Linked DNA regions of Homo sapiens: region 1 is linked to region 2. Evidence: chromatin loops called from intact Hi-C (ENCODE). Cell type or tissue: Calu3. All regions are shown on one strand. Links, peaks and the distances in the headings refer to the core of each region. The heading gives the core; the rest is flanking DNA.

The links. Peaks named below come from ENCODE experiments on the same cell type or tissue, not always from the same donor. Only the 100,000 strongest peaks of a DNase experiment are listed, where the experiment ranks them.
Region 1: it touches region 2 in a loop (4-fold over the local background); 2 of 110 quality-filtered maps call a loop at or near these places.

The regions. Positions count from the first base shown.
Region 1 is chr2:8,449,736-8,465,821 of GRCh38, reverse strand. No RefSeq gene overlaps it. Among named protein-coding and RNA genes, the nearest start is that of LINC01814, 130 kb to the left of the region's middle. In Calu3, for the core only: no CTCF peak of the experiment used is centred there; DNase peaks (open chromatin) are centred at 7,981 and 8,611.
Region 2 is chr2:8,516,926-8,533,011 of GRCh38, reverse strand. No RefSeq gene overlaps it. Among named protein-coding and RNA genes, the nearest start is that of LINC01814, 59 kb to the left of the region's middle. RefSeq lists enhancers at 6,529-6,598, 6,609-6,668, 7,549-7,658, 7,709-7,778, silencers at 6,618-6,807, 11,908-11,967 and a cis regulatory region at 6,261-7,982. In Calu3, for the core only: a CTCF peak has its summit at 7,380 (motif pointing left); DNase peaks (open chromatin) are centred at 6,921, 7,251 and 8,511.

The DNA.
Region 1 (16,086 bases), core at 4,071-12,070, 67 kb after region 2:
CTGAGATGCTGGGCTTTAGGTGGAAGTGGCAGAAAGAAAGAATGCTTCTATTTTGCTGAGGTGGTTCTTTTCTTGGAGTGAGTAAGGGGTAGTTGCTAGTTAACAGAAACAAAGGATGAGATAGTGCTGCAGAGAGAGCACCTGGGTGTGTGTGCCCGTGTGCATATGTGAAGAGAGAGTAACTGTTTCCCCTTTCATATAGAATTATTTGATTTTGCCCACATGTGTATAGGGACATGCTTAATGCACTGTCAATGAACCCATGACTGTGTCATTTCTGGTTCACCAGAATATATCAGGCATGTTCTCAACTGAGTGCCAAGTACCATGGAAAGCCTGCAGTGAAAGTTCTTGCTTTCTGTTACTCTGGCGAGGAAAGCCAGTAATGATCATGACCTTAGCTGAGATCCAGACAACAGAAGAGGACCAGTGCTGACGGCTCCTCACATGGGTTTGCTTGGGCTTTGAGGGATGACTGAGAATGTCTTCAATTTTTTTTTTTTTTTTGAGACAGAGTCTTGCTCTTGTCGCCCATGCTGGAGTGCAATGGCGTGATCTCGGCTCACTGCAACCTCCGCCTCCAGGTTTAAGCGATTCTCCTGCCTTAGCCTCCCAAGTAGCTAGGACTGCAGGCACGCGCCACCATGCCCAGCTAATTTTTTTATTTTTAGTAGAGATGGGGTTTCACCACGTCAGGCTGGTCTTGAACTCTTGACCTCAGGTGATCCACCCACCTCCGCCTCCCAAAGTGCTGGGATTACCGGTGTGAGCCACTGGCTGAGAATGTCTTCAATTTAATGGAGAAAATCTGAAAACAGTGCCCAATGATAGTGTGGAAGGATGTGATAATATTTTAATATGGACTTTATACACACATTTGCTTTTATCTGAGTAATTAGGGCTAGCGAAAGGTTTAATGAGTACTGAGCACGTAGTAACAGTGCACGAGCTGAATAGTCGGGCAGCTGGCCTGGATGCACTGGGGCTTTTTCTTTTTAGTTCACTGGAAGTCGAGTCTTCTTTCCATAATGTCTATAGTGCTGAACAATAAGATTGGTTCTAAACTGAAGTTAGAATGTCTAAGTGTTCAGCCCAAGCGTATTAGAAAAATTACTTTGGTAGAACACTTACTTTCTCCTGAAATGCTGTTGGGAAAATAGTTTCTTTCAGTTGGCCTTGCAGAGTCTTTGAAAATATCCTTGGTGCTGCAGAAGCTTTATTTGAGAATGCCACAAATCTTCTCCCACCCTCCATTCTTACTAGTGGAGACAGTGAGATATTACAAAATAGAAAGTATAATTTATTTTTTAATTGTAAAATACTTTGAGTATAATGTTTCTCTTGTGATATTAGATTAGTCATTTGCCATTATTTTCTATGGCAAAAACGACAGTCACTTTTGTACCACCCTAATGATTGACCTCCCCTTTAAAAAACAACCCATCCCCAGGAGAGATGGTTTAGTAGGATTCTTCTTTTTTTTTTTTTCTGACATACAGACAGGGGTCTCCCTATGTTGCCCATGTTGATCTCAAACTCCTGAGCTCAAGCAATCCTCCTGCCTTGGCCTCCCAAAGTGTTGGGATTGGAGGCTTCAGCCACCACACCAGGCCAGTTTAGTAAGATTCTGACCCTCGATGATCCTGTGGATAATTTTTCTCTTCAAATGTCACATGTCGGATACCTGTTGAATGGTAAGTGGGGGCTGTGGGGCTAAGGGAGGATGCCCGGCCTATGTCTGAGTAGGAGGGTCCATTTATACCAGGCCGGGTGCAGCCAGGCTGAGGCGGGCAGGTGGGAACCCCCTGCAGGCTGCAGGGTCCAGGCACTCACTGCTTCCAATGGTGGAATCAATGTCGGAAGTCCACAGAGAAGTCATAGCATGTGACTGGAATGAAAAATTGGGGTTAAAAATTCAGAGCCGTGTCTTTAGTTCATTCTTTGATCCTAGCAGTTAACATTAATTTCTCTTCTAAGTAGGTGATTTGAATGCAGCTTATCAGATTTTTTTTTTTTTGGAGTCTCTGTGGTTCTTTTTGTGCAGCTTGCTTGCTTTCTTTCTTTCTTTCCTTCCTTCCTTCCTTCTTTCCTTCCTTCCTTCCTTCCTTCCTTTCTTTCTTTCTTTCCTTCTTCCTTTTTTTTTTTTTAACTTTTTTCCCCACTTAGTGCTTAAAAAAGGCATGACTTTGAGAAAATAGTCATCTCTCTGGGATTCATCTCCGCTGAAGTCATCAGAAGCTGCACCCACAATGGAGCAGGAATTGGGGAGCGGGCAGCGGAGGGGGCTCTGCTTGCCTCAGAGACAGAGTTCCTGCTCATGCTCCCACAGGGTGGCCATGCCATGGTTGGTGGCCTGTGATTTGACTTGGCCCGGATGCCCTTGGCTGTTTTTGCTTGGCATCCAAACTGGCTGTGTGGCTGCCTGCGCGGGTTTCTCCCCAGCCCCTGGCACAGGTTCTCTCTCCTTGTCTGCTGGGACAGGGGCTTCCTAAGAGATGTCTGGTCCTTCAGGTCTGGGACCTGTTTGCCCTTGGAGCCCACCTGGGTCTTCTCTGTGGCCTTCTGGACTCTCTAGTTTGCTTATGAGCGTGTGAGGTTTCCGGGCTCCTTTCCTGCAGCCGGCCTTGCCTCCCTGCAGTTTCCTGCCTCTCCTCGCTCCCTGACCTCTCTCCCGGGGAACTCGCTCTTCTAGGCGCCATCTTCCTCCTCCTCCAGCCTCCCGAGTGCAGAGGTCCCGTGGCTCCGTCCTCAGCTGACTCCTTTGCATGCTCCGCATTTCTCCCCTGGATCCCATCCACACTATGTGTCAGTTTTATTTCCATGCAATACTCCTCTCCCTCCCTCATGACTGGCAGCCCACAATTCTGTTTCCCACTGGATTTTTCCATCGAGATGCCCTGTCAGCCCCAGAGCCCCTCACCCCTGGCTGCCGCCACACCCCCAACCCCGTGAGGCCTGTGGGGCTTTCCTTTCTCCTTCTCTGACATCTGCCCCGTTCTGTCCTTTCCTCTACCTGCTGTCTCACCAGCACAGCCTTCACCCTTCACAGAGGCTTCAAAGCTGCTCCCCAATTTCCATCTCTACCCGCTCCGATTTATCCTGACTATAGCAGCTTTCATGGGGTCCCCAAAAGAGCCCCCCTCCTCCCTGCCTGACTTTTGAGTAGGTTAAGAGATGAAACATTGAGTAAAGATGGAGGTGTCTTTATTCTTGACAGATGTCACATTAGCAAATACGACTTTGCATGCAGTGGCTAAGTGCTTGGCTGTGCTGACCTCAGTTTAAGTGACTTAGCCATCCAGTCTTTGCAGCAGTAACCCAGAGCAGGTGTCTGCCACTGGAGGGGCTGGCCCAAGGATGACTTCCTGGAGCAGGGTGACAACAGGCCAGAGCAGCAGCAGAGAACTCCTATTTTTCACCAACAGGCTCACTCCAGAGAGGAAAAAGAAGACCAGAACTGAACCAAGCTTGCCCAGTCATGCATCCTAAAATATCAACTGGAAGGCACTCTCTGTCCCTTGGTGGGCAGTAGGAAAGGCTACCGAAAGGAAGCATCTAGAGAGGGAAGAAGCATTTCTCCTTCTAGGAGAACTGACCAACCTTGTAAAGTCTGCATGCTGACCCTGATCTCCTGCTCAGATACATTCAAGCCCTCCATTTTTGTGTCCCCAGTCTTATTCTCCCAAAGAGAATAGTCTCCCAAGCTCCATTTTTGTCTAGATTAGCCAAAGGTCAATACCATTTGTCTTGTGCTTTTCCTTCTTTGTCTACATTTAAATTGGAGTCATTGAAAGTTTACAGAGACTTCAAGTTCAAGTTCAAGTTCAACCACCATAACAATCACTGCAGTAGCAATTCTCAATACCAAGCTCCCAAGCTCCCACTGTGGGCCAAAGCAGGGCACTAGATGCTTTAGAAATGCACTCTTGTTTAATTCTCAAGTGTAGAAAACCTAGCCTGCCTGACTTAAGCAGTAGGGAATTTATTGGGTCATGTAATTAAACAGTTTTTTAGACCCAGCTCCCTCTATCCAGGCTCAAAGAAGGTTATCATAATTGGTATCTATCTTTCCACTGCTCTCCATACTTGGTCCATGGACCCATTTTTATGTCCCATGTAGTTATAGTATTGCACACAACAGTGACACATCCTCTGTAAGACCATACACAGTGGTGACAAGCCCTGAGCATCATTCCCTGCAGCACCTCTAATGTGCCCTTGCACTTCCTCGGGGGAACTTGCTTCAGTGCAGGGTCTTACCCAGCAAGCCTGGAGTAGGGCCTCCCACCCACTGGAGATCCAGGTTTGTCACAAGCTCCCAGGTGATGCCTGTGACCCAGACCACATTTCCAGGAGCAAAGCACTCCAGTGCCCAAGGCCATACAATTAGCAGATGACAGATCTGGGACTTGAACCCAGTCTGATTGATTCTACAGTCCAGGTGCCTCCTACCACTGCCTCCATCTCTGTGAACACTGCCCATGTCTCCCTGAGGGAAGTGCTCCTTTTCCTCGGAGCCCCTTTAGCATCCCGTATGTCTTTTACAGTGCCTGTGTTCCATGTCTTAGTCTAGTTATTTGGGTAGGCCGTACAATGCACTGCAAGTATTACCGTTGCTCACTTTTTCCCCCTTTAACTTCTCAATTAGAATCCTATGAGAAGGTGGGACTGTTTTCCAGAATGTTGCTTTAATGAGGTCAGGGTAAAATCCCTTCCCCTGCTTCTGGTAACAGTCTTACCAGCCAACTCTTCTGTGGATTCCTGTCTCTGGTCACAAAGGAACTGTCTTAGGGACCAACCATGGATGGAGAGATCTAATCACGCACCTGGTAAGGACATCTGTGCTCCTCCTAGTTCTCAGCCCTATGCCTGGTACTCTTGGGCAGGACCCAGACAAGGAAAAAGGCATGAAGAGATTGGCCCTGCCCACAACAATCCACTTAGGGAGACCAGAATAACCCACGTGAAACCGTGGTGAACAAGACAAGACAACCTGATAATAAAATGCTAATTTGAAGGACTAGAAGTGATGTTGGATTCAGAGGCAGAAGAGATTCAAGAGAGCTGGAATAGGCAAGAAAGATTCCACAGAGGAGGGACCTGAATTAAGTTTTGAGAGGGGGACGGGATTTGGAGGGGGCAGAGGTCATTTTAGGCCAAGGAAACAACTCAGACACTGCCTTCTTCATGTCTAAAAGACAGAACACCTCTGTGGCACTGTTTGTGTTGGGCACACTGACGACATGGCAGGTAACCTCCAAAGCTGCCAAAGTGACTTGATATTTATTCAGACTCTAAAATAAATTGGCCTATTACATCAGTTGTAAGGAATCATATTTGGACAGTGACTAGATTTGAAGGATCTAGTTAAGTTATGTTGCCAGTTAAAGAAATCTCAGCGTTCATTTTCTCTACCTTTAGTGGAAAGGATCAGTCCATCAATAATATGGACAGGACTTGGCTGGATGCTGGGGAACATGGAGCAGCGGGGGGTGGAGGGAACTAAAAGGGAGTGTTAAGATACAGAGATGCATGGATTTGGGGGACCTGTCAACAGCAGGGAGAGATATCTCCTTCCCCAAATGTTGGTGTGTGAGGAAGGTCTAGGCTAGTTCACAGTAACTGGGAACTTTTGCAGGGTTTAAAGGAAGAGAGGTGGAAACTTTGAGACAAAGAAGGAGGTCATTGCTGACACCAAAGTTGGGGTACACGGAATGGTGTTGGGGAACGGCACAGGATTGGGACGTGAGGCCATCAGCAGAGGGCATGACCTAGAGGGAGGTTCCCCCACTGGTACTGACTGGGCTAACTTCTCCATAGAGTTCTCAATGGTCTGGGTGAAATAAGGGAAAGTATGGTACGGTTTTTTCCTAAATGCACTCAGCTTATAGCCTTGTATTTTTGAAAATTGCTGTTTCTTTTATGAAACGATGGGGATAGTGGTCCCTCAAAAATAACCTTCCTTGACAAAATTAAAAGTTAGAAACTCCATACAGCCCTCAGATAAAAAAAAAAAAAAGTAAGTGATCTATACAATCTAAAACCTGGGAACCAACCGCTGGTCCAAGAATACAGAGAGAAAAGGATGGAGAGGAAGGGGCCAACTGGCGGCAACCTTGTTTATTATTTATGTTATGTATTCATTCATTCATTCATTCATTCATTCATTCACTCAGCAAACACCTACTGGCCTGGAAGCCTTGCTTAATTATAGCTACTGCAGACTTCCGTGGAGACTGGTGGTGAGCAGTGCTGGTCTTTGGGAAGGTGAGTCTCAGGCTGTGTTTGTGCTGGTCTTAGAGGAGAAGGCAAAGTCAATGTCCTGTGAGACCCTCCTGGAGCCTGGCTTATGTTGATTACAGGGGTCTGCCTTCATGGGTAGTGGTCCCCAGGATAAGCAGAGGGAAGAGGGAGGAGGAGAACCAGGAACCAGAACAAACCTTTCAGCCCCTAGGGAACATCCAGATTGAAGAGCTGTAAGGGAGAATCATGCCAGAGGCTCTTTTAGTGCATTTGGGTCCAACAATTAATATTTACTGAACACCTAGCCTGATCAGGACGCAGCACTGGATACAGCCTAGGTTACTGAATAACCACGCTTATTTCATCAAAATAAGTAGTGTTTAAAGGGCCAAATGAAATCAAAAAGTGGTCCAAAGTCACTACTTTCTATTTCCAATTGCTTTGGGGCATCAGTTATTGAGAAGAATGCCTGGGTGAATTTGAAGTATCAGATGCATGTGTGTGCATGTATGCAGAGTAGTGGCAGGAAACCTGTATGACCAGCCTGGGAAGGACGTGATGTTCCTAAAGTGGAAGGGACCACTAGGATTATGAGAGCCAAGTCAAAGTTTGGGAACTCATTCTGGCTTTTGAAAATTCCACTTGCATGACTGATGTGGTTTATGCCATGGATGCCAGTTAGTGTGCAACTCCTTGCAAAATTCTGCCGGGTCAAGTCAGTGTAGCTTAGGTGGTGAGGGCATGGGATTTAATGCCCAAATGTTTAAGGCCCAGGGGCCTGAGTTTGAGTCCTGACATCACTTCAGAGCTGGGACTCCGTTACGACAGCTTACAGCAGAAGGTCTGGTCACAGACTGGCTCTGGCCCATGTGGGGTGCGGGGTCTGGGCTGGTGTCCTGCTTGTTTCTGGCTGGCACTTGTGAGAACATGAGCATCAGACATTCATGCTCCCCGTCTTCTGTGCATGTGAGTAGCGGTGTGAGGAAGGTGGTAATTCTCATTTCAGTATGAAATATGCTCTCAACACAAAAACAACCTACAAAACCAGAGGTGGGGGCAGGCCAATAAATGCACGTTAGTCTCAAACCTGACCCCATTAGAACAGCCACCCCACTCCCACCTGGAGTAGAAAGTCTGGAGAAAGGAAAAAAAATGACTTAAATCTTCTCTCCAGCCCTTCAACTTGCTGGCACGTCGCATTTGAAATGCATTCCTTCTCTAAGCTGGAAATTAGGATTTTCAAGTAATACATGAAAAACCAGTACGAAAATAAATACTGCAATAGTGGGGCCAGGATCCCTGGCCGCTCACAGAAATGTTATAGAAACTAGGCAGAATATGAGGTATTTTCCTGTGTTGTCATGCAGCACTTAATTTTTATGCTGATTATATATTTCTTATTCAATGTTATTTAACACCTGTGAAATTGACTTGACTTGGTAAGACGGCAGACTGTGGGATGGGGGTAGGGGTGAGAATCCTTCACAAGTCTTAAACGGAATTAAACCTGCGTGCTTATATTAACAAGGTAACAAGAAAAAAACCGGTCCAAACAGAAAACGGCCGGAAACCCAATGAGGTCCTAAATATAGTACAGTAGGTAATAAAGGATAAATATTTCTAGGAAGTAAAAGCCAAGAAGATAAATACCAGGTAGGCTGCACCTGCCTTCCTTATCTAACCTTTTAAGAATGCTATCGCTGGTTCCTGTTTGTCCACACCTCCAGCTGAGGGGGGAGGTGTTCCTGGGGGCAGATTGTGTTTGCAGTCGCATCTCTCCACGTCGCCTTCGCTGGTTCCGGCCTGGATGTTTTATTTCACTTTATGGGTTCACCCACCGCGGGGAGGAAGGCTAGCAAACCCGGGCTCAGGATGCTCCCTGGCGCTTCTTCGGTTATTTATTTAATCAATTTCAGCACGTAAAGGAGACCTTACTTATTTCTCAACACTTCTTTCTGTTTCCTGAAAGGCTGAAAAAAAGATGTATGTATGTATGTATGTATGTATGTATGTATGTATGTATGCATGCTCCTAAATATGTATTCAGTAAAGTTGGTAAAAAAAACACAAAGATTGGGTGGCCTGGCTGCTGCGCAGACCTGCACAGCGGGCTCAGCCCTCCCTGCACCCACCCCCGCCCCCTCGCCGACCTCCCCTGCACCTTCCATTACTCCCGCACCCACGTCTCGTCCCCCGCATCGGGCCCAGGGAGCGCAGAAGCCGGCGCGGCGGTGTTCGGGGTGGTGGTGGGGTGGGTAGTAGAGAGAGGGGAGGGCGTTCAGCGGCCCAGCAGGTGCTGCCCTCATCCGAGGCAGGCGCGGCGGGAGACAGCCTCCGCCCCACCCCGCCCCTTAACCCCGCGCCCCAGCCCGTTTACCCCGCCCGGGAGCGGCCTCCACGCCCGCCGGGCGCGTCCGGGCTGCGCCCCGACAGGAGTCCGGTGGAGCCACCTCCAACCCCCTAGGCGGCCGGGCAGGTGCAGGTGCGGGGCTGCCCTCCGCCCAGCCCAGGGCTGTTGACGCAGGTGACCCGGGTCTAAGAATCCCATCGGTCCACAGCCAGCATTCTAGGGCCCTGGGGACTGGGGTTCTTGGAAACCTCGTCAGCTGAGAGAACTCAGTTTCCCCTCTGGAGAGGTTTCAGACAGCGCGGCCCCAGACCGGGGAAGCTAGCGACTAGGCGTCCCCCCAGCCTCACAGTGGACGAGGCTGCAGTCGGGGCCTGACGGGGCCTGACCAGCGCGCCCCCTGACGCTGGCCCTTCCAGGTGCTCTCGGTGGGCACCACTGCCCGCGGTCCGCGTGATTCTTGCCCAAGTCTGTGGAGGGCCACAAAGCACCTCTTGTCATACAATTTTTAAGCGCCTCTATTCTCCCTTGGCTTAGTGGGCAACTTGCCCATTGCCCATCTCCAAATTAGGTCCCCAAAATGAGCCGTGAAATAGCGGATGATGGATGTTGCAGCCTTGGGTAAGAGCGCTCAGCTGGGTTTGTGAACAGCGTGGTTGAAGCTTCTGCAGAGGGGCCGTGAACTCTGGCCAGAGTCCGCGCTTTGGAAGAGCCCGCAGGGAATCTCAGGGATCTGCTACCTTACAAAGAAAACCGGCCTTATCCAGCCTCCTCTGCAGCACCCCCGGCCCCTCTCCCGCTTGGTGAGGCTGCAGGCCTGGGTGGGGTGGGGTGGCGGTGGGAGCATTGCTGATGCTCTCTGTACGGGCAGGGAGAAGCCTGGCTTTGGGTTAATGCTGCAGACAGGCCTGCGTGCGGGAGCCTTTGAAGGGCTTGCCGGGTTGGAAGCGGGAGGGTGGTTTAGTTTCCGAAAGCAGACTGCTTTCATTTTCTTGGTTGCCTTCTTTATCAAGATACTTCATTCTTTGACGTTTCCTGCCCAGAACCCTTTGAAGAAAGTCTTTTTTTGCTGAGTGTGCACTGTGCTCTAATAAGGCCCGTTGTGAGAGTCCCTTCTGTTGCCTGGCCCTGTGCTAAACGGTGAATAGGGGAGGCTGGGATGCGTCCCTGCCTGCTGTCCCCTCCCAGCGAGATCCGGAGAACCAGGGGAACCAGTGTTAGGGGCAGGACAGTGCCAGTGTCGAATGGCCTCTGAGATGGCAGCGTCCCCTCCGTGTGCCATCGCACTGTCGGAGAGAGCCTGTCCTAGTTTCAAAGAACTTGGGAAAAAATATTCTAAGCATCCTCAGAAGACAGGCGCTGTTGCCTAAGCGCCTCTGTTAGTCAGTTGCCCCTGACTTCTAGGTCTGAGCACAACCCTGAGTGTCTCAGCACTGTGGTCAACATGAAGAGGGCCTTCCAAGGGGGCCGTGTCAGTTATGTGGTATTTAGTATCTGGGTCAAGATGAAAAAAAAAAAAACACCAAAAAAGTTTTTCTGTTAGAAGGTTTCTCACCAGTAATTCTCCAAGACATACTTTCTGGTGTTTAATGAAAATGTTGAACTCTTCGCTGACCATCGACATGGGGAAGAACCCCACTGAGCTCATGAAATCTCCTTGTCTGCTACTTTGGTTGGCCATGTCTGCTCTGATCTTGGACAGCACCATTTCCCTTTCTTTGTGTGTTTTCCAAATGGGAGGCGGAGGCAGGCGCAGGGCCATCTCCCCAGCCTGGTGCTTTTCCTGTGTCTTTGTGAGCGGGGAGTCATTGCGGCAATACCCCGGCTCCACTGGTCACAGCTCACAGTCTTTGAGTGTGGTGGAGGCCAGGCAAGACAGCAGGCATCCAGGCCAGGACCCAGCCTTAGGTTACACTTTGCAGGGAACGTCCAGAGGAACTTTAAGGGGTGCTGGACTCCGGCGGGCCTTCCCTGGGGAATGGCCCTAAGAGAGCCACTAGAGCCGCTGACTTTCCTGGTCTCCATAAAGCAGGGGCCCCTCTTCCTGCTGCAGTGGCCCTGCTCACCCATGTGAGGATGCACCATGGTGCTAGGGTGTCTCAAGACTGGGCGACAGGTGAATGGAGGAAAGAGAAGAGCGAATCTTGTGATCCACTGGGTGTGCGGTGGTGAGATGCTGCTGTCTTGGAGAGGGTTGTGGCTTTGGGCAGATTTTATAGCATTTGTGTAACAGCTGTTATGCTTCTGCAAATCCTCTCCCTTCACTTTGGAACTCTGTCATCCTTGGCCTGCCACCTGGGGCTGTCTGGCTGCACGTCCTGAATATTTGTGTTCAAAAATGTGGAGTCGGGAGCTGGACTGTCTGGGCTGGAACCAGGCTTTGCCAATCGTTAGTTGTAGGACTTAAGTCTCTTTGTGCCTTGGTTTCCTCTTTTGCCAATTGGGGATAATAACAGTTTCAGCTTCACAGGGTGGGTGTAAGGGTTGAATGAGTGAATGTAAGTGAAGCACTTAGGATGGGGGCTGGGAGGCACAGCCCATGTGGTGAGGGCCTGCGGCGGTCATTTCACTGCTGTGTTGTTTGGCTGAGCCATATATCTTAATCCAGCTATTGGTATGTGACTTGGAATTTTCTTATTTTTTAAAAAAGAGACAGTGAGGGAGAAAATATAATTGACCTGTTTCACTGCGAGACTGACTGGACACCCTTTGCTAATGTGTGCTCTGGGGTTCCCATTTCTTAGTGGATTCACATTGGCATCACTGATTAACTTCATGGGAGCTTCCAGGTCTTTAGACAGCTTGGGATAGTGAAACTTGGGTTGTGTTTTAGAAGAAACTGGATCTGAACATCGGTATCATAAACTGTTTACCCTGGCAAGGGCTGCACTGAAGGGCAACCTATTCCTGGAGGTGTTGGTCTAGGTCTAGTCAGTACTAGCTCCAAGTTTATATGAAATGCAGCTTTAGGAGATTATCAATCAACATACCCCCAGCTCTTTGAACATAAAACAATGGAAAGTATGGCGGTTGTATCAGTTTCCATGCGTATCCGAGTGTAGCATGACTCGTCAAAGGAAAATCTCTGGAATACCCAAATGAAGCCAAGGGCTGGGCGGAGGCGTGCTATGTGCTTCTGATGAGTGAGTGCCGGGCAGCGGGTCAGGCTGGGATGTCTCCAGCAGGAAGCGCGTATGCGGCCCGCCAGGCTGCACCTGTTCTCACTTGGAATGCCCTTGCATTCTCAGGTGCAAGTCCTGAAGATGTTTTCTGAAATTCTTTCTCCTCCATGAATCCCTTTATGGCAATAATTCTGGACTGAGAGCTCTGGGGGGTGGGCTTGGGAACCTGTGAGTCACCGGAGCATGTGCCGATTCAGTGTGGCCATAGGGAAGGGCGATGGGTGATGGAGACCCCTGGTCTGCACAGCATGTATCATGGGCTGCAGCTCACAGCAACTGCCACATTCATAGTCTTGGGGAGACAAAGTGGTCTGAGTTGTTTTTCTAGAAACGGGAACGGGCCTGAGTCATTTATGCCCTTGCCAAATCGCTTTCGTTAGCAATTGTTCACATTTTCCAGATAATCTTATAAATATAGGCTTCTCTCAAACACATCTTTCCCCACATGGCCTGTTTTGTGACCAAAATTATGACCCAGTGTCTCTTCATTAATACCATGCCAGCTGGTAAGCCCAGAAGGACGCCAGATCAAAATTTCACAATTCTTTTAAAGGATGTGAGCAGTGACAGAGGAGAAAGATCTCAACAATGGCTGCTATTTATCCTGCAACAATCACACACATGCACCTTGCTCAGGACATTCCTCCCCTAAATGCAATCTTTATGAGAATACTGCAAAGTAGATTTTGCTCTCTGCCTTGTACAGATAAGGACGACATGGCTGAGAGAGAAGTCAGCTTGTGGTGGACCTCAGGGTGAAACGCTGCTGCCGTACCATTAGCTGGCTGCATTCTGTCCCTGCTAGGGCAGTGGCCGGTCCTAATTCTCTAGTGTCTCTTGCTTGTGGCAATCTCCGCTGTGGAACTGACATTTGGAACCTGACTGGGTGTGGTGTTGAAGGTGCGGCCAAGGAACAAGCAATGCCATCCACCCACCAAGGTGCTGCCACTTTGATCTTGGTGAGGTGGAGTCTATTTCAATCATTCCTCATAATCTCTTTCTCCTGGTTTCCCTGCTGTTCCATAGCCTTCTCCCCACTTTGGAGAGCGAAGCATTCACTGCCACAGGGAAGATGTAAGGAAACAGCACAGGGAACCCCAACCTGGCTTTTGAATTTCAGAAGAACTCAGGGTATGAGCAATACATTTGGAAGAATGCTAGCACAGAGCCAGTTTTTGTTCCTTGTTGCTCTGAGATTAAATAAAGATTCTAGAGATGGGAGAAGGGGAGAAAAGTTCTGAGAAGGTGTCTAAGGCTCTGTCTTCAGGCACAGACCCTGGCCAGTGCCGAACCCTCTGTTGGAGGGGGTAATGGAGGGTTCCCACTGAAACCCTAGACATGCTTGAGGATTCCTGGGGGACAGAAACGCCGTGTCACTGCTGAAGTTCCCTGGGTAGGATTTAGGAAAGGAGCCTTAATTCAGTCTCCCAGGTGGCAGCAGGTGGAATTGTTTCACTGGCGGTTCAGGTGGACAGGCTTGGAGCAGTCCCTCATATCACAGGTTCTTCCTTGTGCCTTCTCTCACCCACCTGCAGACAAGCACAGGGCAGAGTAGTGACTTGTCCCCAGGGAGGCCTGGGGGCTGCGACACCTGAAGGGGGCCATAACTGGGACAGGAGCACGTAGCAGTTAATGGCATGAGCTGGACCCCTGAGACCTGATGGAAGGAGAACATTTTTGTGGATAACAAAAATATATCCACTGATAGATGATAGTGACCAAGGGCCAGGACCACAGATGCTCCCTCCATGCCTTCCCACTGCGGCACCCCCTTGTCTTGGCACCAGGTGCTCTGGGAGCTTAACGAGACTCTGAGATGAAATTTGTCATCGTGAAAATAGAGAAACCATGTTTCTTCTACAAATCTGGAGGCCAAGATTTGCAGCTGATGTCTGAGTTAACCACCAATGGGTTTGCTGTCATTGTGGCACTGGGAAGTAGAGGTCTTGGTCACGGGAGGGGTTTTAGGTCGACCTTTTGTGATGATGGTGCCAGGTCTGGGCTGGCAATGAAGCATCTGAGTGTTTCAGTTCCTGTCTCTGACCTTTGCTCCAAGCACAGCCTCAGCCATGGATCTGCCTCTCCGGGCCTCAGTTTCCCCATTTATAAGTTAATATTGGGTCAATTATCTCTAATATCCCTTACAGTTCCAACTTTGTGAGATCATAACATTAAAATCAGACCCCAAATTCCTTTGAAATAGAGAAAGGCAAACATGCCGTGAGCCCCGGGCCCCTTGTTGATGTGACTGACCCTCCCATGATCCTTTCATTTAATTTATATCCCATTTTGTGTTGACTTTTTATTCAGCTCCTTCAAGTATGTGGACATGGTGACTTTGTCCTATGCTGTCCCGAGTCTCCATGGTGGCATTTCTCCTAGGTGACTGTCTAGGAGCTCTTGATATTCGTGTTTATCTTCTGTTCTCCAGTGTCCTGCATTTGGTCTTAAAATAGGCACATGCTTTATCATGTGCTGACCTTCTGATGTGAAGAAATCCCCAGTGTCAATGATGTTTATAAAGGAAGCCCCAGGAAGATCACAGCATTCTTGACCCTGATGACAGCCAGTAAGCACGCGGCCTTCCTGGTGTGGCCATGTGTGCCTGGGTATAAGCTTTGTACTTTCAAAAGAACCATGGAACCAGCCAGACCAAAACGAAGAGTCTTTGGTACATACGTCACCCCCAAACAAAGAAACATGTTTAAATCAGAAGGTGCACAAATCCTGATATTCCCTATTTTCACTAATGTCCTAATTTAGGGGTCCCCAACCTCGGGCCAGTGACTGGTATGAGTCTGTGGGCTGTTAGGAACTGGGCCATACAGCAGAAGTGAGTGGTGGATGAGTGAGCATTCCCTGAGCTCCACCTCCCGTCACATCAGCATGGCATTAGATTCTCATAGGAGCACGGACCCTATTGTGAACTGCACCTGTGAGGGATCTAGGTTGCCTGCTCCTTATGAGAATCTAATGCCTGATGATCTGTCACTGCCTCCCGTCACCCCCATATGGGACTGTCTAGTTGCAGGAAAACAAGCTCAGGGCTCCCACTGATTCTACATTATAATAGGTATGTAATAATAGTAGAAATAAAGTGTACAATAAATGTAATGTGCTTGAATCATGCCAAAACCATCCCCCTCACCTTGGTCTGTGAAATATTGTCTTCCACAAAACTGGTCTCTAGTGCCAAAGAAGACGGGGACCATTAACCTAATTGTTGAATGCATATACTTATTTAGTTCCAAGGAAAGACTGAATAAAGATGCAAAGAGAATCAGGTAATACATACCTATTGTGGGCATCTCTCTATCCCTGTGTTATACACTGACAATCAATAAATAATTTAAGAGTTCAGTGACACAAAAAGTGACACTGTGCAAATGGCAGTACTTCTTGTGATGGGGACGGCCGTCTTCCCTGCCCCCTGCAGCATGAGAGGCCCCTCTTGGTGCTCCCTGCGACCCTCAGCTCACTTCTTGCATGGCATAGGCGTGCTTTCCTATGGTTTCTGTTGACTTGTCTGCTTTCCGCACCAGATTGTGAGCTCCTTTGAGGCAGGGACTGTCTCATTCGTCATTGTAATACCAGTGCCAAACAAAGGGCGGAGTGGAGGAAGGTTAGATGGATGGGTGGGTGGGCGATGAGTGAGGAGCAGAGAATATGGGTAGAGGTGCGGGCACAAAAGAGTGACCATTATTGGGCACAATGAATTAATATCCAATAGTAATGCATGAGATTGAAGTCATGCAAGGAAGTTGTTTGATGGGTTGGAAATAATCCATAGAGCAAAAGTACCGCTGTTAGCAAGAATTGTTGACTTGCACACAAGCTCAAGGACAGTAAAGACAATTCATTATGGAAACTGTACATTTGTTCATGATGATGTAAGACATATTTCTCCAGTTACCAACTAGATCAATGAAATAGTGTAGGAAGTCATGCTTGGTTCATTTAAAATTGATGACCATTTGCAGGAAGGATGTTTAATTTGAAACTGCTATGCTCGTTTCAAAAATACCAAACTTATTATCTTAGAGCAGTGGTTCTCAAACTCGATAATACATTAGAATCACCTGGGAAGCTTAAACAAAATTCCTGATGCTGAGACTGTACCTAGACATTGTCTTAAACCCTTTTGGAGTTGGATCCAGGCATCAATAGCTTGTCAAGCTCCCCAGGTGATTCCAGTGTGCTCCCTGTGGCGTCTTACCTGGGCTATAACACATGGAAGGAAACTGGACACTATAAATTGCAAGAAGGAATTGGCCCCAATAGATCAATAATTTGGCTTGGTGCTTTAAAAATTTT
Region 2 (16,086 bases), core at 3,905-11,904:
GAGATGGGTGAATGCTCTGGTTTCTCTCTTTAGTTGACGCTAGGGTAAGGGCCATACCCTCTGTTTGGGCCAGATTGGGCTGCTGGGCTGGGAGTCAGCTCTAAGAGCCACAGTGTGGGCCTTTCCCAGATCCCTCGTGGAATGGGGTGAGCAAGCTGCTAAGCTGCTGAGCACAGTGCTGCCAGCTCTGCGCTCCACCAAGCTCATTTTTATCCATTTCATTTTTACTTGGCAAATAATAATTGTCTGTATTTATGGGGTGCAATGTGATGTTTTGATACATGTTTACATTGTGAAATGATTAAATCAAGCTAATTAACAAATCCATCACTTCACAAATTTATTTTTTATACAGAATGGGGACTATAATAAATAAAAGATGCATTGCATATTTCGCAATTGCTAAAGCATAGTAGATTTTAAATGCCAGCTTCACTCTCTGTAGTCCGGTATAGACGTGGCCCCCCCCCATGCCCTTTCAGTAACAAAAACATACACACACATGCATGGATATGGAGCTCTTTAGACACATGACCGGATACTTGAAGGGCTGCTACTCTTTGGGACAATGTTGGCTGTTTACTGAGCTGTGAGTGAAGATGCTTACAAGATGATCAATGTGCTGAAGAAATTCCACTTTGCACTGGGGTGTAGCAGGCCAGCCCAGCCAAGTGCAAAGAGCTGATATCGTATTGGGAGCATGCTATGGTAATTGTGTGTGTGGTGGTAGGGGGCCTACTAAAGTTAGATGGGTAGAGCCATGGTGATACTTCATTTACCACCTCTGTAATCTAAGAACAGAAGCTATCACATGTCTATGACATGTCAGACACTGCTAGCATGTTCTTACAAGGGAGGTTATTATTCTCATTTCCAGAGAAGCATCCAGTCCTCAGGACTAAGTACTCTTAATGTCTGTTGGTTTATCTGTTCTTTGAATAGATCTTTTGTCCATGCATGATTTTACATTGTCATGTTAACTACCGGTTTACTGAGTTATGAAGATCTTCCAAATGTTGACACATTTCATTGTTCAATATCCAGAAGCCGCCATAATTAATATCAGCATCAATCTCTGTGGAAAAGTCTTGGAGTGCTCTCAGTCAAGTACAAGCTTCCCAAAATTCTAATTTTCACTTGAAATCTTAGATATTGTTGTTGACAATAAACGCTGTCAGTTGTTTGCCTTGAATGAACAGGCCTACTTTGTTTATTTTCAAGAGGATGTCTGCCAAATACCTAAGTCTGAAGAAATATAGTTTGTCAGTTGTCAAATAAAAATGATGATGCATGAAAAAAGTGGCTAGTTTAGCTTGTAACTCACATAAGTGCTTTTCCTGTAGTCAACTTCTCACTTCAGAGCATAGTAGAAGGGTGTGTGTGTCCTTCCCATCTCCTCACACAGAATATTAAAAATATGTCATCAAGTATAGAGACATAATGAAATTAATGCTTTTTCCTGCTTCATCAAGTGCATTCTTCAGTGAAACTGATGTGTGTGGCAGGGGAGATTGCAGTGACTGTTAATATGGTTTGGTGCCACTGCCCGTTTCCTTGATTTGTGCAGTTTCCTGCACTGTTGCTTTTGTACCATGTGTGCAAATGTCGACACAGGGGAAAAGCAATATGCTCCCATTGCTCTCTCTCTCTCTTTTTCTCTCTCTCTCCTTTCCTCTATCTGTCTGTCTGTGCCTCTGTCTTTTTATTTTTAGCCCATTCTTTCTCATTCTTTCAGCCTACACCTCTCTCTGTCTCTCCATTCCTTTGTGTCTCTCACTTTCTTGAACTGTCTCCCTCTGTGTTTCTCTTTTCCTGATCGTTGCCCCGCGTCTCCTCTACCTCCTCCTCCTGCCCTCTCTCCCGGTGCCTGGATGTGTGTGGGACCCTGTGTGGGTGTGCAGATGGCACGCACCATGGCGGGTTGGGGGGGGGGGGGCACTGGTATAAAAGATCTCCCCTACAAATGCAGAGCAGTACACAGCCCTCCGTCCAGAGAAATCCTTTTCCTTTAGAAACTCACCAGCCCAGGACCCCCTAGCATTCAGGAGCCACCTGGCGGGTGCTGTGAGTGCCAAGGGCCCTTCCTTGCCTACTCCCAGCCATACTATTCTGCTGTGTGTCTTTGAGCCATGGAAGAGGGAGAAATACCATCTCGCTCCTTCTCATTTTGAAGCAGCTTGGGTTTGGTGTTTGTGTTGAACAAATTAGTCTAAAGAGATTCTAATGTTTTTTATCTCAGATGTGCTTGTTGTGTAAATATTTTCATCCAAATCATCAGAATTGTTACAGTTTGGTTTGGATGCAGTGGCTCATGCCTGTAATTCCAGCACTTTGGGAGGCCGAGGCAGGCAGATCACCTGAGGTCAGGAGTTTGAGACCAGCCTGGCCAACATGGTGAAACCCTGTCTCTACTAAAAATACAAAAATTAGCCAAGCGTGATGGTGGGCGCCTGTAATCCTAGCTACTCAGGAGGCTGAGGCAGGAGACTCGGTTGAGCCTGGGAGGCAGAGGTTGCAGTGAGCTGAAATTGTGCCATTGCACTTCAGCCTGGGCGACCAGGGTGAAACTCTATCTCAAAAAAAAGAAAAAAAAAAGAATTATTACAGTTTGTCTCAGAGATGTTTTGCAGGACAACCCGTGTAGATGGACACCTGCACCCTCCTGGCACCCTCTGAAAGAGCCCTGCCCCTCCCTCTGCCCTGTCCAATCTTCCTTCCCTTTTCCCACTTGCCCAACCCCAGTTGATGTCTGTTAAGATGCAGCCCTGGCTATTTTTGGAGGAAAGGCAAAGAACATTTATCAAACTCTTTACATGTGCCAGACATGGTCCCAGAGCTTTAGATACATTTTTTCATTGAGAGGTTATAGCACCCCTCCACACCAAGAGGTGTGGTATTATTTTATCTTTCCCATTTTACAGATGAGCAAACTGAGACTTGAGGAGTGGATAGTGACTTGTTGACCAGTGGCCTGGCTGCATGATCCAGGCACAGTTGGATCTAGGCCTGGCTGCATGACCGCAGGCACAGCTGTTGGAGGTTGAAGCAGCTGGCAGCAGACAGGCCAGAGGGTATTTGTGTGTGTGTGCGCAGGTGCACACATATGTGGATGTGCACTCCTGTGTATACACGCATGGGGCAGGGCTGGGGTTGGAGGTGCTGCAGGAACAGGTGTTGGGGCTGAGTGTGGAGCTCTCGGGAGGTGGCACTGAGGAGTCGGGCAGTTGTCCTGCACGTGGCAATTTTCTGTAGGAAAGTGTGTGGTCAGGAATGTATTCTGGAAGCCTTTCCTGGAGAGGAGTTTGGAGGATGGCTTTTGGGATGGAGGAGTAGAGGGGTGGACCAGAGGAAGGATCCCAGGTAGGAGGCCATTGCAAAAAGCAGGAGAAAGCTGATGACGACTGGTGGTGGCAGGTGGTCTTCCTGGGGCCCGTATACCTGAGCTGAAGGGGGCAGGCTCTCCAGGGCCAGGCAATGGACTGGTTGTGGGGGCTGAGGGTGAGGGGGAGGTGGCATGGTACCCAGGCTTCTGGTGAGGATGCTGTGTGTGCATTGAGACGCCTCCCCAGGAAAGAAGGCACAGAATGGGGGAGAAGGGGTGGGTCTAGGGGCAAATGGGCTTTGAATCCAGGCCTTTAAGATACCAAAGCCCCAATTCTCTTTTCTGCTGTCCCAAAGCTAGTGGACTGGAAGTGAACACCCCCTCCCTGGGGGTATTCAAGCCTAGTCAGATGGCCTGAAGTTGATCACAGGTCCCTAGAACCCAGGATGTGGGTGGGAAATGGAAGACCGCCTGTGTGCGGGCTCACATCTGCCTGCACTCTTGGAGTCTGTTTGTCCTGTGGAAGTCACTTTGGAGCCAGGGAGCTGCTTTTTAGCTCCTTGTCACCACCGCCTGATGCATCTCATTAGTCCTGCCCTCCAGCTGACAAGCATCAGCCCCTCTGACTACAAGATGGCTTCACCTAAGTGCTTCCCTCTGGCAAAGCTAAATATTAATTATCTCTCTTTATTTCAAGATTATTTATGGGTGCTAATGTCACCCATCATGGAGTGGGAAGTTGGTGCCAGGAGACATGAAGCAGTGCTAAGTCAGAGGGAGCTGCAGAATGTCCCTGACATTGGAGAGGTGGCTGCTGCCTGGGTAGCCCGGCCTGCTTGTTATTGGGGGTGCCTCTGAGTGATGGCCCAGGTGGCTGTCATCCCAGGTGAAACTGCAGGATCGGAGGGAACAGAAATAGTTTGCTCAACCTGGGTGCTCAAGTGAGAGCCAGTCCCGTGGAACCAGAGCTGATCATTTGTGCAAGGCTCAGCTGAGAATGTGTCTGTACGTTTCAGGTTTTGGCAGGTGAATACACATCGAGTGGACCGAGGATGTGCCGGAAACATGCTGGCCCTGGAGCGAGAAGGGCTCAGAAGACAGGGCCCTGTGTGTGGGTGGGTGGAGGTTTAAAACTGGACACAAGTCTGTATCATAGAACTGCCCCTGTGGGTGTGTTGTATTTGTGCGTGTTTGTGTGTACCTGTGTGTGTGTGTGTGTGTGTGTGTGTGTGTGTATGAGCATGGGTGTGGGGGACATTTTGCCCATTAGAGGGGATCCCTGGACTGATGGAAAGTAAGAGGAATAATGTCCTTTGATGAAAGGTCCGTCTCCTTGTGTGACCCATGTCCTTGGTGCACAGATGCTCACCGAATCTCCACTCTTGGATGGAGATGCGTGCTGGGGAGGCTTCTGCTTGCTGCTGTGTGGACTCTGGTAGATGCTGTCCCTCCAAAGGGCAATCTCTGATGGAAGGTGGAGGAGCAGGAGAAGGTCAGTGTGAAGCCTGGAGCTTCCAAAAGGGTAGGCAGAGAGGATAGCCTGTCATGCTGATTACTTCCAAGTAATGTAGCAGATCTGTAATTATAATATGAGGTCATCTTAATTTGAATGATGTAAAATAATGTCTAATTAGACACCATCTCATCTTTTAGAGACTTGCCATAGTTCAAATGGAAAACCTTTCAACTTCTTGGTGGTGAGCTTTGAAAATCTCATCCTCTCTCAAGTCTCTCTCTCCCCTTGCCAGCCCTGTAGTCACTGGCCTCCAGCGGCTTGCAGCCTGTGTACTGGCACTCCTTGGCTCGTCTGCCAGGCAGAGGGAGAGGCAGGGCTGGAGGTGGCCTCTGGAGGAGCCAGCAGGGATTTGGAGGCGGCCAGACTCCCCCCTTCTCTCAGGGAAACTCCTTTTCCTGGGAAAAAGTGTTATAGAGGATGGAAGACTCACATTAGGAACCAAGACACCTGGGCTTCAACCCGGGACAGCCTCCAAACCACAGACCCTCCTGTGAACACCCCGCCTCTCTGACCCTCGGACTCTTCATCTGTGACTTGGAACACAGGTGGTGCTAGTCTGCGAGAGGAGGTGAAGGAGGAAGGCTGGAATGGAGCAATGTTTCTTAACATTTTTGGAAGCCTCATTGCTCTTCAAGTTGGGCTGAAGGGTTTCGCTGCCAAAATCAAGTCATGACATTTCCCCCTGGCTTGTAGGAACAAGGACATCAAAAGCTACCAATGGCAAATGTCTCCATGTTCTCCACTTGCCATCTCGGGGGCCTGCAGCACACTCGGACCTTGCCAGGCTTCTCTGAGCACCCTGGGAGTCAGTCCACCCTGCTTGCCCCTTGTCACCTCCTGCCCAGATTGTACCGTTGGACTTTTCCACAAGTGGCCTCTGGCTGAGAGGATCTCAGCATCTCTGCTGGCCCTGCTCTTTCAGTCTGGCCTCTCCCCAAGTGTGACTGAGCCCCTCCCTGCGTCCCCAGGCAGCCATCTTCAACAGCTTTACTGAGGAGGATTACATCCCCTCCTGGAGCCTGCCTGCTGTGCCAACCTTTTAGAGGGTGCTGGTGGGGGTGTTTCCTCACTGCCTTGGGGGTGGGGAGCAGGGCCTGCTCTTCTGTTCCCTCCCCACCTTGTCTTCACTCCTGTCCCCTGTCTTGCCTTTTACATGTGAAGCAGAGCACCTAAAACCTCACACTGAGAAATCTGCATTTAGGGCAGTTCACCTTTTAGTGCTTCCCCCATATAACGGGAAATACTCAAATACTCCGGCCCACATCTGCATGAATTAAAAGGCTCATCTAAGAGAAAGTCTTTCCAGAGGACAGAGTTCTCTCTCAGAATGCAAAAAGTGGGTACATTTACCAAAAACAGGCTAATTGGTGATGCAAGTTGGCTAGGTCTCCCTCTGGAATAGAACGTTCTCCATTTTAAGTTTCTCTTTCATAAGTGTGTCAATTAAAAATTTAAAATCGTGTTAAAACACACGTAACATAAAAATGACCATCTTAACCATTTGTAAGTGTGCTGTTCAGAGGCATTAAGTTTCTCTTCTATAATTTTTAATACCTTGGGACTTGTTACCACCTGACGGACTGCTTTATTCTATGAGATCCTATTTTAAGTTGAATGTCTGTGCTTCTGGGTGTCCCACAGAGAGCACTGCTGCTCCTGGTGTGGGCGGTGGTGGTGGTGGTGGGGGGGTCATCTTGGAGACACTTCTGGAGCCCTTTGCAGCTGCCTCTTTGGGTTCTTCCCTGGTTTGATGTCGGCACAACATCCTCCACTTATTAGCCCTGTGACTTCAGACAAGTGTGTCAGTTTCCTTATCTGTAATATACAAACATTGAGCCTCTCCTGGGGGAGAGGAGACAAGGACCAGATAGATAATTATGTCCCGAGAGTAGCCAGCGTGCCCTGGCCCCAGGAAATGGCTTCTTGCTGTGACTGCCTGGGGTGGTCACAGCAGCTGCCTTAGCCAAGCAGGAAGTGGAGCGCAGGCCAGATCCTGTTAGAGCAGGTTGAAAACATGGAAGTGAGTCCAGCAAGGGAAACTGTGAAAACTAGCCAGGCCTGAAGCTGATCGCTGACCTCCTCCGTGGTAAAATCGATACGGACTATCCACTTCCCCTTTGTGCCTTGGCTTCGTAGGAAAGTCCCTGCAGGTGTGAGCTGAGAAGCACAAAGAAGGCTGGGAGATAGCAGCCCTGGAAAAATAATTCCACCTGTAAACACCTGTGTTAACAAGTGCTGTATTTGTGCAGCTATTTTCTTTTTCAAATACTGTTGACACACACCTATTCTCTTACCCTGCTCAGGTGTGTGTTGCATGGCATCTGGAGACCTGCTGGCCAGGGGCCAGCCTGCCTGTCTGAAATGCTTCCCTTCTCTGCCCAGCAACGTGGGGCGTGGGAGGCCACGGCTCTCTGCGGCTTGGCTGTAGCTTTAGCGCTGTTGGGCTGACGGCCTGGAGTTCAGCCAAGTCCCAATGAGCATGAGGTCTGAGACCTCAGTGAGACAGGAAGGACCAGCCTGGGGCCCCTTAGGGGACAGTGACCCCAGCTGGATGAAAGAGGACACCTGCTCTTTTCCTGGCTGGTTAGGGTCACTTTGCATTTTAACACCCAAGGGAAATTTGAACCCTTCCACCACCTGATCCCGCCAGCAGCGGCTGACCCAGGACAGGGGAGTGAGAGATGTCCAGGTTCCAACAAGGAGCCCTTCAGAGGTAATGCGGGGAGGGGCGGCAGTCCGTTCCATGCAGCTCTCCTGCAGCCTGAAGAGTTCCAGCATCCTTTCCCAGCTCCATCTTACTCCATGGAAGCCCTGTGCAATTAACTCCTGTCCTACCCTGGCCACTGGTTTCAACCCTAATGCACGGTAGAATCACCAGGGGATCTTGTCAAGGTCCTGATGCTCAGGCCGCAGGCCTAGGGATGCTTGTTCACTTCATCCCAGGCAGGGCCTTTGAAAAGTTTTGAAAATCTCCCCAACCAGTCTCATGGGTGGTCAGTTGGGAACGACTCCCCTAGCAAGATAGTGGGACATCTCATCTCGGTGTATTTATAAACTAGCAACCTTTGGTTTCGAACGGCTGTGCATTTACAGAAGCATTGCAAAGATAACGCAGAGGATTCCTGGACACACCTCACTGGTTTCCCCATTGTGACAGCTTGCATCTCCCTAGCACGTTCCTCACCACTAAGGAACTAACATTGGTTGGTTCTTTCAGCTAAGCGCCACGGTTTATGTGGATTGCACTAGTTTTTCCCTAAGGCCTTTTTCTGTCCCAAGATTCCCCTCTAGGATCCCACATTGCATTTGGTTGTCACATCTTGGTGGCCTCCTCTGGTCTATGACAGTTTCTCAGACTTTCCTTGTTTTGGATGACCTTGACAGCTGTCGTGAGGATTGGCCAGGTATTTTTGTAGAATGCCCTTCAGTTTGGGCTATCTGATATTTTTCTTATGGTTAGACCGCGGTTACGGGTTCTCGGGAGAAGCCCACAGAGGTGAAGTGCCATTTTTATCGTATGCAATCAAGGGTGCGTGCCTATCAACAGGACTGATCGCAGCCAATGACCTTGAGCTTCTGGCTGAGCTGTGTTTGTTGGGTTTCTCCCAGCAAAGTTCTCTCCTCCCCCACTCCTTTCTCAGACCTGCCCTTGGGAAGCAAGTCACCAAACACAGCCCACACCTGAGGGCAGGGAAAGTCATGCTCCACCTCTTCGAGAGGTGGGTAACTACATAAATTATTTGGAATTCTTCTTTAAGGGTGGATTGTCTCTTCTTCCTGTTATTTGTTCAATCATTTATTTATATCGATGTTGGCTCATAGGTACTTATTGTATTCTCTGGGTTATAATCCAATAGTAGTTTGTTGCTCATACTCTTCCAACTTTGGCCATTGGGAGCTTTTTCGGGATCTGGGTGCCCCCCCTCCTTTTTTTTTTTTTTTTTGAGACAGAGTCTTACTCTTGTGGCCCAGGTTGGAGTATAATGGTGAGATCATAGCTCACTGCAGCCTCCTCGAATTCCCAGGCTCAAGTGGTCCTCCCACCTCAGCATCCCTAGTAGGTGGGACTATAGGCATGTGCTACCATGCTTGCCTGATTTTTTTGATTTTATGTAGAGGAGAAGTCTCACTATGTTGCCCAGGCTGGTCTTGAACTCCTGAGCTCAAGTGATTTTCCTGCCTCAGCCTCCCAAAGTGCTGGGATTCCACGGGGCGTGAGCCTCATGCTTGGCCCCATTGTCCCTTTGATGTGCTCCCATCCATTGTTTTGTGAGCACTTCCTTGCTTAAGGAGATGGCTGAACACCTGCAAGATTCTGTTTTAGACACTATTTTCGCATTTTCATTGCTTAATAATAACCCTCCCTTTGGTGAATGCATACACTCTCTTCCTCTCTTACCCACAGTTTTCATTCTTGTCCTAGGAGTGGTGTCATGGGGATGTAAGCCTCCTTAGTAAAGCTGGGGCAGATGGAGTCCTGGATGGAGGGTTGTCTGGCTGGTTTGTACCCAAGCTCTGCTCCTCACCAGCTGTGTGATCTGGAGCTAGTTCCTTGACCTCTATCAACCTCCAATTTCTGATCAATGAAAAGGGAGCGATGCTACATATCTCAAAGGAGAGTTGGGAGCATAGGAGGAGGTGCTCAATGAAGGTGGCTTTAGTGTTTGTGTCCCTGGCCCTGTCACAAAGCAACTGGGTGACTTTTTTGACCTCTTTGGACCTCAGTTTTCTTATCTGTAAAATCAGAGGACTGGACCAGGTGGTCTCAGAGGACGCTGCCTTCTGGATGTTCCCTAAGACCTGGGTGTAGCTGGCTGGTGGGGATGAGTGAAGAGGAGTGAGCTGGAGGGGGAACTGCAGGCTGTGGCCTGGATGCAAGCAGCCTTGCGAATCTGCCAGCCAGAGAAGATGGCTTTTTGCCCTAGAAGACAGGATTTTACCCTGAAAATGTCACCTGCACATCTGTGCTGACAGCATTCCCCTGCGTGTTTCAGCTCTTAGCATGCCCTGGCTGGCTGGGCACAGGCTGGTGAGCATAAACCAGTCAGATCTGATGGAATGTTCCATGCATCTGCTTTCGCTGGTACATAAATCTGCATGCCTGTTTTGCGTGTTCTTAGATATCTGACCTCCATCTTGGTGTGTCCCTCTACCCAGCAATGGCATTTGTCAGCTTCTGGTGGCAAATGGGATTTTGGTTGGGCTGTGAGGTTGGGTTTCTGGTGTGAATTTCTGGGGTGGGTTGCAGGTGCTGAAACCAGGGCCAGAGCCTGGTTATAGGTGGGGTGTGGCTGCTTGTTCTGTTTCCTGTGGGAGCTTGCCTGGCAGTCGGCCTGATGTGGGCCTGTTCATCTGAACAGGAAGGGGCAGGTTCTGGAAAGGGGTGGATGGTGCAGGGCTGGGGAGCAGACCCAGGTGCTGGGGTGAGGTTGGGTGACAGCAGTGGGCTGCAGGGAGAGCCAGATGAGAGCAAGCCTTAGTTTCAGTCCCCGAGGAAGAAGCTCAAGGCCACTTACCCAAACTGAGATGTAGGTTAGGGGAACCCAAGGCTCTGGCCAAGGTAGTAGATGTCCTAGTGTTCAGGATGGGCAGCAGAGTGAGTAGAGAAAAAGGGGAATCAAGATGTGAGCCCTTGGCAATGGTGGGCCCAGGAGACCCAAGGAGGGTTCAGTGTGCCCAGTCCGTGGAGTGAGCAGGGGACAAAGACAGGGGCCAGGGGCGAGGTCTCTGGCCTGCCTCTTCCACAAATTACTGTACAGAGAGAAACAAGTGCACTAAGTTGTAGATACAGAGATGCTTCTTGTGGCCTTCGTTTTAGTAGGATAAAATTGGAAGCAACCAATAAAAATGTGCATTGGTAGGATGTCAGCTTTATTTATAATGTGTTCTGTGCAGCAGAAAACTGAAGCAGCTGAGAATGAGCTAGGCCTACGTGAATGGGTATGGGAAACATTGCAAAGGTGCATGCTGAGTGAAGAAAGCAAAGTGCAGGGCACTGTCCAGTCTGCACCCATTTGAAGAAAATTAAATTCACTAATGATGCTTCTATATTGTATCAATTAGGATGGGTTCTTCTATAAGTAACTGAAAACCTGACCAGCACTGGTTAAAACATTGAGCTTTATTTTTCTCATGGAACACCATGTATGGAGGTTAGCAGCCGGGGGTATGTGTTCATCCACTGAACAATGTCTTTAGAGATCTGGGTTCTTTCTCTTCTGCTGTGCCTTCATAAAATGTGTTGGCTTTTTATCCCGACACTCTTTACCCCATGGTCCCAAGATGGCTGCTGCAGCTCCAAATATCACACCCAAGCATGAGAAAAGAGGAAGGGGCTGGCCAATGCCAGGCACATTGTTTTTTCTTTTTAAATCTGGAAAGTAAGAGCTTCCTGGATGCCACCTGGCCCCTTGTCTCCCTGCCACAGGCTAACTCACCTGTGCATCTCATTGCCAGGATAGGGTCACGTACCCATCTCCTGCTGCAAGGAAGGCTGAAAAAGCAAAGATCTGGCTTTCTAAACATAATAGCAAGGAGGGAGAGTCTGAAAAATCTGTTAAATTAGCAGCTGTTGGTCCTGTGCATGTAATGGCCCCTCCTGTGCATGTGATGACTTGTTGGGAAGGGAACCTATAGGACTCTTGAAAGTGATTACCTCTGGGGCGTAGGGTATTGGATCTGACAACAGAACGTGGCTTCCTGTTTAATTATATATCTTTTTGTGCTCCGGCTTTTTTTTTTTAATCATGTATATATGACTTTCAATGAAAAAATTTATTTAAAAGTCTACTAAAGCATAATGAAATGAAAGCTGTGAAATATGCCAGACTGAGAGTTGATTCAGGAGACAGTGTCTAGGGCAAGCCCTGAGCTTCCTGTTTGCAGAGAGCAAGGCCACCTGTGGGGCTCCCCTGGCCCAGTCCATGGGCACATGGGCTGCAAGCCTGGGCAGTCTGGGCTGATGATGGGGTGGGGGAGGGAGACCCCGTCTCTGCTCCCTGGGTTTGCCCTAGAGTCTGGGCTAGGGCTGAGGGTAGGGGTGGGGCTTGCAGGGGCCCAGGGCCAGCCAGTCATAGGGAGAGGAGGATGTGGGGGAGGGAGCTGGGAAAAGCCTAGTTCCCCCATTTTGCAAGCACGTTCTTAGTGTTTGTGATTTTCTTGCTGCCTCATCTTTCAGAGGTTGACACTAACTCCTCAGGAAAATCCCTGCCTCTTCTACTATCGAGACTGATGTATGTTTCTGATTCTGCTAACCAACTGGACACGTGTTTTTGATGATACAACATGAAGCAGAAATGGGAAGATGATCTGAAATTACTTCTTAAATCAGATGACTGGGATGAATTCGGAAGAGAGCCAAGGAACATGGGATTTTGCTTTTCCTAAGAGTGATCTCACTTATGGTGGTTGAGGGGGTGATCTGTACCCCTGCACATGTGGATGGAGTCTAAAGAGGAGCAGAGGACAATTGTCCCAGCTAATACCACCCCAAGTCTTTCTCCATTAGTGAGTGACCTGTAATGACCCTGCAGGAGGGGACATGTCGTGGCTGGACTCAAAGCTGTGTTCTGCTGACCAGGCATGGAAGACCCTGGCCTTGCCCTGGTTTTAAAATAGAGCTATAAGAGTTTACAAAGGGAGAATGATACTCCAGCTTTTTATCAGTCTACAGGGGGTTCTGTCCACTCAAAGTCTTGGATGGGGCATACTTTAGTGTGAGCCTCTAAAATTTTCCTTATAGGGGATCAAACTGTATCAGTGTATATTTTATTTGTCTTGTGTGCGTAAGAGAAAGCCCAGCATAGTGTAAGTTCAGATGCTTCTTAATAGAAAGGCCCAAGGAAGGTGGAGCTTCAGTATTTTACTGACAATGTATTGGAGATGATTGTAGGGTCCAGGAAGGACTTTACAGAGACTCATAGATTTTTCGGGCAGCCATTCCTTAAATTCACAAAGCATGAAAATTGCCTAGATCTGGGAACCTAAGAATAGATGTATTAGACCTCTTTGCAGGAAACAGAAACCACTCTAGGTGTGTTAAACAGAAAAGGCTTTAATACAGGGAATGGAAGACCTAAAGAAACAGGCTTTAAACTGGGCTTCTGGAATCATTCCTGTAAGAATATAGAACTGGACATTGGGAGAGCTGTAACCTCTGAGGCTGCTCCTAGGGCTGACCTGAAAGCAAGAAGCTGCTGCTGCGTCTGCTTCTGATGGAAAAGGAGCACTCAAAACTGCCATCTGGGGATTAGGAAGCCAGACCAAGACACCCAGGAACTGGAGGATGGACCCTGGGCTGTCATTGCTGGAAAGCCCTATGTCTCTGTGCCTACGCTGTGGCAGCAGCGGTCAGGTACTGCAGGAAGAGGGCACCCACCTCACTACTGCCTTTTAAAGGTATCTGTTTGGTGCAGGCTAACTTTTATCCAGACCCCTGGATGCACGGAAGCTTTGAAAATGCCTTCTAACTCTTCCATCTGACAGAGGAGAGGGCAAATGGGCCTTTCCAGAGAGCCCAGCAGAGGAGGTGACACCAACAGGTGCTGGATGGCTAAAGTCAATTTGTGCAAAATTAATTCTTCAAGAAATGTTTGAGTCAGAAACACATCACACTTCGGGTGGGTAAATTGTGGAAAGCAGCCATTTCTCCCAGTTTCAACGTGTGACACTAGCTCCTTCTGTTTCAGCTCTATGGTACTTTGGTTTGCGGCCTAGAACAAGCCTCAGTTGCCACAGTTGTGAAAGGAGACGTGACAAGCTTGAAGGGGTGATTTCTCTTTTAGCTCACAGTTTGGTCTTGAGCTGGGCATGTCTTATAAGCACTTCTGTGAAAAGCAATTCTTTGTTCTTGGGTTTGCCAAATTTTAGGCACACTTCACTGGGTGATTTTCTAAGAGCTCGTGGAGATCAAAGTGAATTAGGAGGAAGAAAAACTTGTGGAAAGGTTGGGGAAGCACTAGAACAGTGGGCTATTGCACAAACAGCAGTGTCTGGTATGAGGCTGGCATCATAGTTTCCAGGCTCTGTTCTGTTTGCTATCTCCAGCAAGCCTCCTTTTGCAGATGAGAAAACTGAGGTCGGGCAGCTTTGTGACTTTGGGGATGATGTTTTAGAGACCCCATGACAATGGTAGGGCTGGGATACAGACGCATGTGTCCCAGTGCTCTGGCCCCATGACGTGTGAACTCCACCCACCATCATAAAGGGCACTGTCTATTTGGAAGTCCCCCGGTCCCTAGCTGGGCTCCTGGGATGAAGAGGAGGATAGGGAGGGACATGGCGGGTGTAAGCTAGGGTCCTGTTCTGCCTGCTACCCTGGGCTGCAGGGAAATGCTGGTAAATGTTTAACAACTGACACCCTTCCCCACCAAAAATAAAAAGCCCCAAGTTATAGCATTTTCCCACGTCTGTGGTGTTAATTCTCTCCCATCCCGATTCTGAACTACCAATGAGAGACTGATAAGTGCACATCTGGAAAGAGATGCTCCCACTCAGCAATAATGATGCTGTGGGGTGGGCACCCTGATGTTGGTGTTCTGCTACTACACCTGTTGGCCAAACCCCCCAATGTTTGTGAGAGAGCTAGGGCAGAGTGGCTGATGGCTGGAGGATTACGGAGACTAAGGGGACACAGGCTGCTTGGTGAGGGGGCTGCCCCGAAGGCAGTGATGTCACTCTGAGGCAGGAGAGGGCTGAGGCTGCATGTGCTGACCGGTCCCCCGAGGAAGGGCTTTAGAGGCTATCCTGGCAAGGAGCGCTAACGACCTCCCACCCATTGCCAGGGACCTCAGTGACCTGTCCATTGTCACACAGCTAGCAGCCGCCGCATTCTGAGCCTCCAGGTTCCGAGCTTGTGAACCAGCTCTCGTTCGCTCAGAGGCCTCAAGGGCGGGATGCCTGGCAGCTCCCTTCCTACCATGGGCCAGAGGCGGAGAAACAGGTGCTGACTGGAGCTGGGAAATGACTCCTCCCTCGGCCCGGATGGAGTGCTTCCCACTCCCGCACCCCACTGGAATCCCACCCCCCTCCCTGAGACCCAGGAAGTTGCTGGAAGAAAGGAGGAGAGGACAGGATGTCCAGGCAGGTGCAGGGATGTCAGGGGATGCCCCTGGAGTGTTGCAATAGCCTCCTGGGAGTACTTTCTAAAAGCATGGCTGAGCCAGGCCGGCATGGGCTTGTGGGAGTAGGTGATTCCGGGTCTCCTGCCTCCAGGGCCTGTCATGAGGACTCCACAGAAAGTGACTCCACAACAGTGGGACTCAATGAGCACCTTTGGGAACTTATCCCCACCTCACCTTTAACATTAAAAAAAAAAATCACATCAAAACAGAGTGGCAAACTGGTAAAAAGTACAGATACTGGAGCCCCACTGCCTGCACCCAGGCTGCAGGAATTTCTAGCAGTGTGATACTCAGGACACTAGGCAACTTGCTTCTCTCCCCCACCTCAGTTTCCCCATCTGTAAGATGCTGATGATGGCGGCTGACAGTGCCCATCTTGTAAGGTTGCCACGAGGATCAAATAATTTTATATATATATATATATATATATATTTTTTTTTTTAGACCGAGTCTTGCTCTGTCACCCAGGCTGGAGTACTGGGGCATGATCTCAGCTCACTGCAACCTCCACTTCCCAGGTTCAGGTGATCCTCCTGCCTCAGCTCCCCCAAATAGCTGGGATTACAGGCATGTGCCACCACACACAGCTAATTTTTGTATTTTTGTAGAGATGGGGTTTCACCCTGTTGCCCAGGCTGGTCTCGAACTCCTGAGCTCAAGTGATCCACCTGCCTCGGCCTCCCAAGTGCTAGGATTATAGGACTGAGCTACCGCGCCTTGCGATTATAGATACTCTTAATCACACATGCTGGGAACAGTCCCTAGCAGGTGTGGAAATCAATAAATATAAGCTACTAGAGTATTATCTGTATTAAAGTGGGTGGTCTCTGAATACGGGTGCTCCTTCAAGCCTTTTGCGGGGTGGCTTGTTTGGAGGGAGGCTTTACTTGCCGTTCTGCCTCCCAGCCAAGCTGCTCCGTGTTGGACCTGTGCAGGCAACGAGGGGCTGAAATGGTGCTTAATGGCAGCATGGCGTGTCCTTTACTCCAGGCTGTACGCGGGCAGCTCCGAGATCTCCATTTCTGAGCCTCTTGCTCCACTGTAGACTTGGGAACTACTGCTTCTGCTCCCCCAGGTGCATCACCGTCTACGGGAGGAGGATGCTGAGGGGCAGTAGGACTTGGACC